Regions from separate parts of the Homo sapiens genome. Here region 2 is linked to region 1. Evidence: read pairs that join two places in POLR2A ChIA-PET (ENCODE). Cell type or tissue: PC-9. All regions are shown on one strand. Each heading gives the region's core, and the rest is flanking DNA. Links, peaks and the distances in the headings are about the cores only.

Region 1 (2,500 bases), core at 1-2,500:
TAGTACTCTGCCATGAGAACTATTGTACTATTGTTGGAAAACAATTAGGTTCATCCTGTCACAGGTGAATCAACTTTTTACTCTAAATTATTTATCATTTAATATTAATTCCCAGTCTTTAAAAAATATTGAAATATTGCACTTAAGTTAGCAGAAATTTTTTCAGTTTGAAGATGTTATTTTAAAAACATATATATTATTTTTAATATTTACTATTTAATAAATGTTTGATAATGAACCTAATAAATGCCTCATATTTGCTTTCTACTTCAGAGCTATATTTCCCAGACTTCAGCTAAAGCTGCATATTACATATATTATTATTTACTTAAATTTTTTCTTTAAATTTATCACTTAATTGATTCATTCAATAAATATTTATTAGGCACAAATGTACTAGGCACTATTCAAGCCACTTTTTAGATTTAAACAACTTAAGTTTTATCCTAGGATATTGTATATGTAAAATCATAATATTACTTGTATTTTTCTAATGTAAACTTATATGAATAATATAACTATTAAAAATATGCAAAGGAGGCCAGGCACAGTGGCTCACACCTATGATCCCAGTGCTTTGGGAGTCTGGGGTCAGAGGATCACTTGAGGCCAGGAGTTCAAGACTAGCATGGGCAACATAATGAAACCCTATCTCTACAAAAAATTGTTAAAAATTAGCGAGCATGATGCTGTGCACCTGTGGTCCCAGCTACTTGGGAGGCTAAGGTAGGATGATCACTTGAGCCCATGAGGTCAAGGCTGCAGTGAGCATGCCAGGCATGGTGGTGCACCCCTATAATTCTAGCTACTTGGAAGACTGAGGTGGGAGGATCACTTGAGTTCTGGAATTCAAGGTTACAATGAGCTATGATCACACCACTGCACTCCAGCCTGGGTGACAGAGTGGAGACCTTGTCTCTAAAAAAAAAAAAAAAAACTAAAAAAGAATATTTAAAGGTTTGTCCATGTTTTACCTAAATAATTTTACATACCACCAGTGGCCCTTTGACTGCTTTGGTGTTCATAAAGCACCTTCATGTTCGTGGTCATTTTAGATCCTTTCAGTGACCCACAAAGATGTGCAGAATTATCCCCATTTTACAGATGGGAGAACTGAAGCTCAGAGAAGTGGCATCCCAAAGAATACAAATCACAGGTAGTTAAGCCAGGTCGCAACCCTGGTCTTCTATTCTATATGTAGCACTCCTTACATTATGCCATTCCCCAACAACAGGACTTTGTAGAAATGGAATGGGGAAGTAAAGACTGAAAAGGTGAGCTTGAGGTCAACTCTGTTATAAGATCGATGATGTGGCTAGTGCTCCATTATTCTTTGACGTTTGCACAACAGCTCTGCTTCAGCAATAAGGAGCACCAAAGAATTCACACAGAGAGGTGTTATCAAGATTAAAGCCTGCAGAAAATTTTAACATCATCTCCGGTTAACCAGCTCTATTTAAAAGTGATCTAGGATCATTGATCCAGGTTCTTCGTTTTTGTTTGTTTGGTTTTTGTTTTGTTTTTGAGATGGAGTCTCTCGGCTCACTGCAACCTCCAGCCTCCCATGTTCAAACAATTCTCCTGCCTCAGCCTCCTGAGTAGCTGGGATTACAGATGCCTGCCACCATGCCCAGCTATTTTTTGTATTTTTAGTAAAGACAGAGTTTTACCATGTTGGCCAGGCTGGTCTGGAACTCCTGACCTCATGATCCACCCGCCTCGACCTCCCAAAGTGCTGGGATTACAGGCGTGAGCCACCATCCCCAGTCAGATCCAGGTTCTTCAAATATGTATTATACCTCTCTTTCGAGGGTTGGTTTGGCTCTCTGAAAGGTTATGTCTTCTTTTGTCAGACTTTAAGTTTCTTCTGAGATACATGAGGTCCCACTGTGCTGACACCAAATCAAAAACTTAGTTAAATTATCAAATGTGTAATATGGGCCTTCTGAACAAAATAAGCAAATAAGCAACCAGAGATTCAGCCTTGTTCAGAAAAACTCTTAATCATCTACCACATAGTAATGTCTGGCTTTATGAATATGTTTCTATCCGCACTGAACAAACTATAAAACTATTTATGTTGAAGAATTATTATATCCAAACAATTTGAATGAAAGAAGAGTTTTTAATAGTCAAAAAGTATTGGTAGGGCACGGTGGCTCATGCCTTTAATCCTAGCACTTTTGGAGGCTACGGCAAGCAGATCGCTTGAGCCCAGGAGTTTGAGATCAGCTTGGGCAATATAATGAGAACCCTGTTTCTACAAAAAAATAAAAAATAAAAAAATTAGCTGGGCATTGTGGCACACAGCTGTGGTCCCAGCTACTAAGGAGACTGAGGTGGGAAGATTACTTGAAGCCCAGGAGGTCGAGGCTGCAGTGAGCCAAGGTCACGCCACTGCATTCTAGCCTGGCCAACAGAGCAAGACCCTGTTAAAAAAAATTAACATTTAACATATGTGTATATTTATACATGAATAAGTAAACTATGAATACATATA
Region 2 (7,998 bases), core at 2,646-5,145, 510 kb before region 1:
ACCTATAAAAATTCTCATATCTATACACTTAAAACATTTATAAACATAACTTTTTATTCTATTCACAAATATTTCTGTAAATAATGTAAGTTTTATATGTGTTGACCTAAAAGGAAAGAAGTTGAGGCAAAATTAATAACATACATAGAGAGTTCATTTGAGCCAAGCTTGAGGGTTGCAACCAAGGAGCATAAATTCAAGTTGCCCTGAATATGCTCATTAGCAGCAGTAACAAGTAGATTTTTAAAGAGAAAAAGAAAAATAAAAAGGCACGCTCTGAGTTGTTCACCAAGAATCTACATTAAAATAACAAACTATCCATTGGCTACAGAGTGGCAGGGGGTAGGGAGTTGGGGTGGAGTATGGGGGCATAACTGAAGTCCCATACTACTCACATCTCTCTGGGCCTGCATACCTCAGAGCTCAGACTGTTCTGAGCATTTTTTGTTTTCTCATACCCATTTGTTAAAAATATAAAAACATACCACTTTTCGGCTGGGCGCAGTGGCTCACACCTGTTATACCAGCACTTTGGGAGACTGAGGTGGGCAGATCACTTGAGGTCAGGAGTTTGAGACGAGCCTGGCCAACATGGTGAAACTCCATCTCTACTAAAAATACAAAAATTAGCCAGGTGTGGTGGCACGTGCCTGTAATCCCAGCTACTCAGGAGACTTGAGGCAGGAGAACTGCTTGAACCCAGGAGGCGGAGGTTGCAGTGAGCCAAGATCGCCAACACTGCACTCCCACCAGGGCAATAGGGCGAGACTCATCTCAAAAACAACAACAATAGGAACAACAACAACAAGAAACAAAAACCATGCACCACTTTCCAAGAACACTAATTTATATCAAGTTTTTCTTAGTTTGGAATAAGAACTAACACATCAAGAGAAGATGAAATTGGCTAACAACTCCTACAAAAACCTTGGTAAAATTAGTGGATGAGACTAGAAAATATAATTCAAAAATACACAAATGATCATGTATTATTTTCTCTAATACCCTTACTTTGAGGCAAAACCTTACAGCTCCAGCAGATGGGGGCATTACTTTGTGAAAAGAACTCTTAGTAAATTAAAAAGATGTTTAATACTGCTTTCTTTCCAGATGGTGGCAGAAGAAAACACCGAAAACAATACCACTACCCCACTCCCTTTATTAGAAAAAAGTTAAAATACAAATTCTATTACTGTTTACCTAGGACCTAACTTCACACGGCTGACATTTCTCAAAGATAGGTAAGTATGGACAAAATTTCAGAACTTTGCCTCTCTTCAGTTCGATAAAATGTTCTTGATTTGCTAGCTAAACAGTCAAATAACGTAAAATGAAAGGTATTTTAGGAGAAATTTGAAGGTGGTTTCCATGTTTTGTTACTGTCCTTTGAGATGAAACTGAGGCAAGAAAAATACATTTAAGCTGTTTTTCAGTCCATCAGAATTAGTTTTCATTCTTTTTTCTCCCCCAGTTGGATTGTTTGTACAGAGGTAAAGATTAAAATAGAGTTAAAAGAATGGTTGAGTGTGGGGAGAAATAAGGGCCAATACTGATATATATTCCAAGTTAGAAAATAAGTAAACTCTGTTAGTTCTTCCTAAAGAGATCAGCTCAAAAATGCTATCTATATCAAGTTGGGGCACAGCCTCTGGTGAGATGTTTCCTTGAGTTCTCCAGAGCTGAAGAATAATTCCACACAAATCAACTTTTGGACCACAGGTGAATAAACCATGGTAATTACTGACAGTTTTGTAAAATCTTTTTTTCCTCCTCATTTGTTGCCAGTGAATATTAAAAGGACACAATTTACTTAAGGACACATTCAGATTAAATGATTCCAAGGTTTGATAACCTTTAGTTAAGTAATATGATGCCATGATATTTTCTCATTGATATTAAAATGAAGAAAAATATTTTATAATGTCTTGGTACTTAAACTGATTAAATAATTGAAAAGGCTTGCAATTCTCCAGAAAAGCCATGTTCTCTCTAACCTCTGAATTTCAGTAATCTTCACTAGTACATGGCAGTATGTCTGGAATCATATATACACAGACACACACAACCACACATACATATATATACACACATATGAATATAAACGTATATACATATATATCTTTTTTTTTTTTTTTTGAGCTGGACTTTCACTCTGTCGCCTGGCTGGAGTGCAGTGGCACCATCTCAGCTCACTGCAACCTCCACCTCCAGGGTTCAAGCGATTCTCCTGCCTCAGCCTCCTGAGTAGCTGGGATTACAGGCATGCGCCACCACGCTCGGCTAATTTTTGTATTTTTAGTAGAGATGGGGTTTCACCATATTGGCCAGGCTGGTCTCGAACTCCTGACCTGGTGATCCGCCCACCTCAGCCTCCCAAAGTGCTGCTGGGATTACAGGCGTGAGCCACTGCACCCCATACATATATATCTTTTAATAAGTGTACTTACTTTATAAAGTACCTATTAGAGCCTTGATATTCATGAATAAGCCAATAAAGTTGTTTTCAAGAACATGGGAGGTAAATAGTTATGAAATAAACAACCCCCAGAAGGATAATCAGAGAGTTAATACTATGATATGTTCAGTAAAGAAAGACATTTAGAAATTACTACAGTTGGCCGGGCATGGTGGCTCACACCTGTAATCCCAGCACTTTGGGAGGCTGAGGCGGGTGGATCACCTGAGTTCAGGAGTTTGAGACCAGACTAGACAACATGGTGAAACCCCGTCTCTACTAAAAATACAAAATTAGCCAGGTGTCGTGGTGCGTACCTGTAATCCCAGATACTCGGGAAGCTGAGACAGGAGAATCGCTTGAACCGGGGAGGCGGAGGCTGCAGTAAGCGGAGATTGCACCACTGCACTCCAACCAGGGCAAGACAGAGCAAGACTCCGTCTCACAAAATGAAAAAAAGACATTACTACAGTTGTTTTGATTATTAACCATGGAATACACCTTGTAAATGATACAAAGTATCAATTCTGCAGTAGTGTTGATGAATGAATAAAAAAGAAATACTAGTTGGAGGACTTCTTTAAAGTATACGTCTTAAAATGCATTTACTTCTGAATTATATAGGCTAACAAAAGAACTAACACAAATTTGCAACGTATTTAGAAATCCTTTAGAAGCTTTGGAAATGCATTATATGATCTTACTGGCACTGACATAACTACATCTTAAATATTATAGTGATCAACAGTAGTCTATGTTCTCTGAGCACATGGAAGTAGGCTACCTTCAGGATTTAAGCTTGTGAATCCAAGCTAATGTGTTTAATTGGATGGATAAATAGTATAAGGGCGACAGACACTTGAATCAACGAAAACTTTTTTTTGTTTTTGGTTTAAGAGATGGGGCTTCCCTCTGTCAACTAGGGCAGTGGCACGATAATAGCTCACTGAAGTCATGAACTCCTGGCCTCAAGCAATCCTCCTGACTCAGCCTCCTAAATAGCTGGGATTACAAGTGTGAGGTACTGCCCCTGACAAAAATATCATTTTTGTGAAGGATGGTTGCATTATATGGGACACAAGATTTAAGACTAGGGCACTAAAATTGGTGGGTGAGAAGGCACATGTAGACAAATTTTCCTTGAAAAGCCCCAAACTACACATAAATTACAGAACTGTACTTTCTTGCAATATCAATTACTTCAGGGTATATGTTCATTTGAGAAGAATAATGAATAGAATACTGTCCACTATTCAAATAAATTTTTCCTTTGCCACGTTTACAGACTTGAGTTTACTTAAATGTAAGTATGATACTGCTAGGGCTAAGGAAATGATACTCCAAAATAAAGTCCTCCAAAGCAGCTCTCTCTGACCATCTCCTAACTTCCTGTCTCTGGCCTCTCATTCTCCTGAGGCTAGCCACTGAAACTACCATCCCTCGTCCCCAAGGTAGTCCACAGAAACCAGAACTCCCTTTCCCCAAAGCCAGCCACAGAACCTAAATATATTACTCTAATGTTCCCTGCCCTCATCTTTCTGTGTAAAAACTAACTATAAAGACATATCTGACCTATTCTGTTTGATTGTAGGTCATAGGATCCCCATTCCAGAAAGGGTGCTGTTCCATACCCGGAAGGAAAGAATGCTGCACAGAGAGGCCAAGAAGAATCTATACAGACAGGCAGGCCTTGCTGGGTTTCCCCACTCAGTATATGGCTGTCCAGACTTTGCTGAACCTAAGCATACCAATGGGCAGTTTTCTCCTATATCTTTAGGTCTTTATTCTGAAGGCTCCCATGTCACGTAACACCAAGATCAAATAAAATCATATGCCCTTTCTCCTATTAATCTGCCTTTTTTCAGCTGATTTTCAAAGAACCTTCAGAGGCTGAAAGGGAAGTTTTTTCTTGGCCCCTACAATATGCTACAACTCCAGTAAGTTAATTAGTAAATATTAAACTATTTTTGGAAGGAAAAAAAACTGAAAATAACATTGCTTTAGAGATAAATTATTTAAGAATTGCTAGAAATTACCCTAGAAATTATCCTAGAAAAATCTTAAAATTTTCCCTAAAAACTTTTAGGAATAATACATTGTTTCTAATGAGACCCTTCAGCTTATGCAAAAAGCACAGGAGACTAAATTCTAGAGTCAACGAAACGATATTCTCCAATTCTGTTTTGCTAATGAATATGTTGTCCATCCCCCCATCAGCATGCTTAGGTAATCTTGCAAGGATAAATGGAAATGTCAGTTGACATTTACAATGAAATAGGATTTTTAGACAGTTGTGCTTTTTGGGTGGGAAAAGGAGAGCTAAAAATTAGGGGGTTGGGGGCTTAAAAAAGACAGCATTATATGGCTTAGAACTTTGGTACCCTACCTTCATCCTTTTCTGCAATCCCTTTTACTCCCCAAAGTTAAAAGGCTATCAATGGGACAATAATTGATGATCAACTATGAAGAAATAGGCTCAAATACACTGTTTTATTATATTTTTATCATTCTTTATATACCTTTTCTCATCATTCTTTGTCCCAATAGTATGCTATGATTATGCACGTAGAAAATCCCAAAATAACAACAAAATCACTGGAACTAATAAACTACTGTAGAAAGGTTGCAGGATACAAGGTTAATATACAAATTGTCAACTTCCTTCCTATGTATCAGTAATGAACAACTGAAATTAGAAATTAAAATAATACCATATACATTAGCAACAACAACAAAAAACATTCACCAAAAATGTAGATATAAATCTAACAAAATATGTACAAGATCTCTATGAGGATCACTATAAAACTCTGATTCAAGAAATCAAAGAAAGTCTAAATAAATGAGATCATTCAAGAGTAGAAAAAAATTCGTATTGTTAAATGTCAGTTCTTCCAACCTTGATCTATAAATTCAATGCAATCCCAATCAAAATTCTGGATAGTTATTTTGTGGATATGACAAACTGATTTTAAAGTATACACAGAAAGACCCAGGAGAACCAACACGATACCGAAGGAGAACAAAGTTGGAGGACAAAACCTACCCAACTTCAAGACATTATAAAACTATACTAATCAATACAGTGTGATAATGGTGAAAGAACAGACAAATCAAGGGAACAAAACAGAGCCCAGAAATAGGCCCACATAAACATAGTCAGCTGGTCTTTTACGAATAAGCAAAGGCAATTCAATGGAGAAAAGAACAATCTTTGCAACAAATGGTAATGGAAAAACTAGACATACACATGCCAAAACATGAATTGACACAGACCTTACAAGTTTCACACACAAAAAATCTAAAAATGGATCACAGACCTAAATATAAAATGCAAAACTATAAAACTCCAAAAATGGCCGAGCACAGTGGCTCACGCCTCTAATCCCAGCACTCTGGGACACCAAGGCAGGTGGATCACCTGAGGTCAGGAGTTCGAAACCAGCCCGACCAACATGGTGAAACCCTGTCTCTACTAAAAATACAAAAATTAGCTGGGCATTGTGGCAGGCTCCTGTAATCCCAGCTACTTGGTGACAGGTGAAGCCAGCTGGACTTCCTGGGTCGAGTGGGGACTTGGACAACTTTTCTGTCTAGCTAGAGGACTGTAAATGCACCAATCAGCACTCAATAAAAAAACGCACCACTCAGCGCTCTGTGGATTAAAGGATTGTAAATGCACCAATCAGCACTCTATAAAAACGCACCAATCAGCGCTCTGTGTCTAAAGGACTGTAAATGCACCAATCAGCACTCTGTAAAAATGCACCACTCAGCATTCTGTGTCTAGCTAAAGGATTGTAAATGCACCAATCAGCACTCTATAAAAACGCACCAATCAGCACTCTGTGTCTAAAGTATTGTAAATGCACCAATCAGCACTCTGGTCTAGCTAAAGGATTGTAAATGCACCAATCAGCACTGTGTAAAAACGCACCACTCAGCGCTCTGTAAAATGGACCAATCAGCAGGATGTGTGTGGGGCCAAATAAGGGAATAAAAGTTGGCATGGACCAATCAGCAGGATGTGCGTGGGGCCAAATAAGGGAATAAAAGCTGGCCACCCGAGTCAGCAGTGGCAACCTGCTGGGGTCCCCTTCCACGCTGTGGAAGCTTTGTTCTTTCGCTCTTCACAATAGATCTTGCTGCTGCTCACTCTTTGGGTCCGCACTGCCTTTATGAGCTGTAACACTCACCAGGAGGGTCTGCGGCTTCATTCCTCAAGTGAGCAAGACACAAACCCACTGGGAGGAACAAACAACTCCAGACGCGCCACCTTTAAGAGCTGTAACACTCACTGCGAAGGTCCGCTGCTTCACTCCCGAAGTTAGCGAGACCACGAACCCAATGGAAGGAAGAAACTCCGGACACATCTGAACATCTGAACAAACAAACTCCAGACACACCATCTTTAAGAGCTTTAACATTCACTGCGAGGGTCTGCGGCTTCATTCTTGAAGTCAGCGAGACGAAGAACCCAATGGAAGGAATAAATTCCAGACACATCGGGAAGCTGAAGCAGGAGAATCGCTTGAACCCAGGAGGCAGAGGTTGCAGTGAGCCGAGATCACGCCATTGCACTCCAGCCTGGGCGACAGAGCAAGACTCCATCTCAAAAAAAAAAAAAACAAAAAACAGGCCAGGTGCGGTGGCTTACGCCTGTAATCCCAGTGCTTTGGGAGGCAGAGGCTGGTGGACCATGAGGTCAAGAGATCCGAGACCATCCTGGCCAATGTGGTGAAACCCCGTCTCTACTAAAAATTCAAAAATTAGCTGGGCATGGTGGTGTGTGCCTGTAGTTCCAGCTACTTGGGAGGCTGAGGCAGGAGAACCACTTGAACCCGGGAGGTGGAAGTTGTAGTGAGCCAAGATTGTGCCACTGCACTCAAGCCTGGTGACAGAGTGAGACTCCATCTCAAAAAACAAACAAACAAACAAACAAAATTCCAAAAATGTAACACAAAAGAAAATCTAGGTGACCTTGGTTATGGCCATGTGTTTTTAGATACAACACCGAAAGTACAATCCATGAAAGAAAATAAAAAATTGATTTAGACTTCATTAAAATTAAAAACTTCTGCTCTACCAAATGGCACTACTAAGAAAATTAAAACACAAAATACACATGGGGATAAAATATGTGAAAAACACTTATTTTGTTACACAAAATATACAAAGAACTCAACAAGGAAATAACCCAGTTTAAAATTGGCATCCAAATAAACATCTCACCAAATAAGATACAGAGGTGGCAAATAAGCATATGAAAAGATGCTCAACATCATATGTCAATAGGGAATTACATAATCAAACAATGAGATACCATTGCACACCTATTACAATGGCTAAATCCAAAACAATGACAATACCAAATACTAGTGAGAAGGTAGAGCAATGGGAACTCTCATTCATGGCTCATGGAAAAGCAAAATGGCACAGACACTTTGGAAAACAGTTTGGCAGCTTCTTATAAAACTAAACATATTTGTTTTACATAATCTAGCAATCATGTACCCTGGTTACACCCAAATGAGTTGAAGACA

What was found. ChIA-PET counts read pairs that join two places held together with the same protein. Peaks named below come from ENCODE experiments on the same cell type or tissue, not always from the same donor. Only the 100,000 strongest peaks of a DNase experiment are listed, where the experiment ranks them.
Region 2: POLR2A ChIA-PET joins it to region 1 with 6 read pairs; 7 of 35 experiments call an interaction of 5 or more read pairs at or near these places.

Annotation. Positions count from the first base shown.
Region 1 is chr2:148,496,867-148,499,366 of GRCh38, forward strand. All of the region lies in intron 11 of MBD5 (methyl-CpG binding domain protein 5), which reads left to right. Among named protein-coding and RNA genes, the nearest start is that of EPC2, 150 kb to the right of the region's middle. In PC-9, for the core only: no CTCF peak of the experiment used is centred there; a DNase peak (open chromatin) is centred at 1,275.
Region 2 is chr2:147,988,931-147,996,928 of GRCh38, forward strand. All of the region lies in intron 1 of ORC4 (origin recognition complex subunit 4), which reads right to left. LOC105373674 (a long non-coding RNA gene) reads left to right here. Exons shown (of 5, transcript XR_007087258.1): 4 at 1,111-1,241; 5 at 4,047-4,305. Among named protein-coding and RNA genes, the nearest start is that of ORC4, 28 kb to the right of the region's middle. In PC-9, for the core only: no CTCF peak of the experiment used is centred there; no DNase peak of the experiment used is centred there.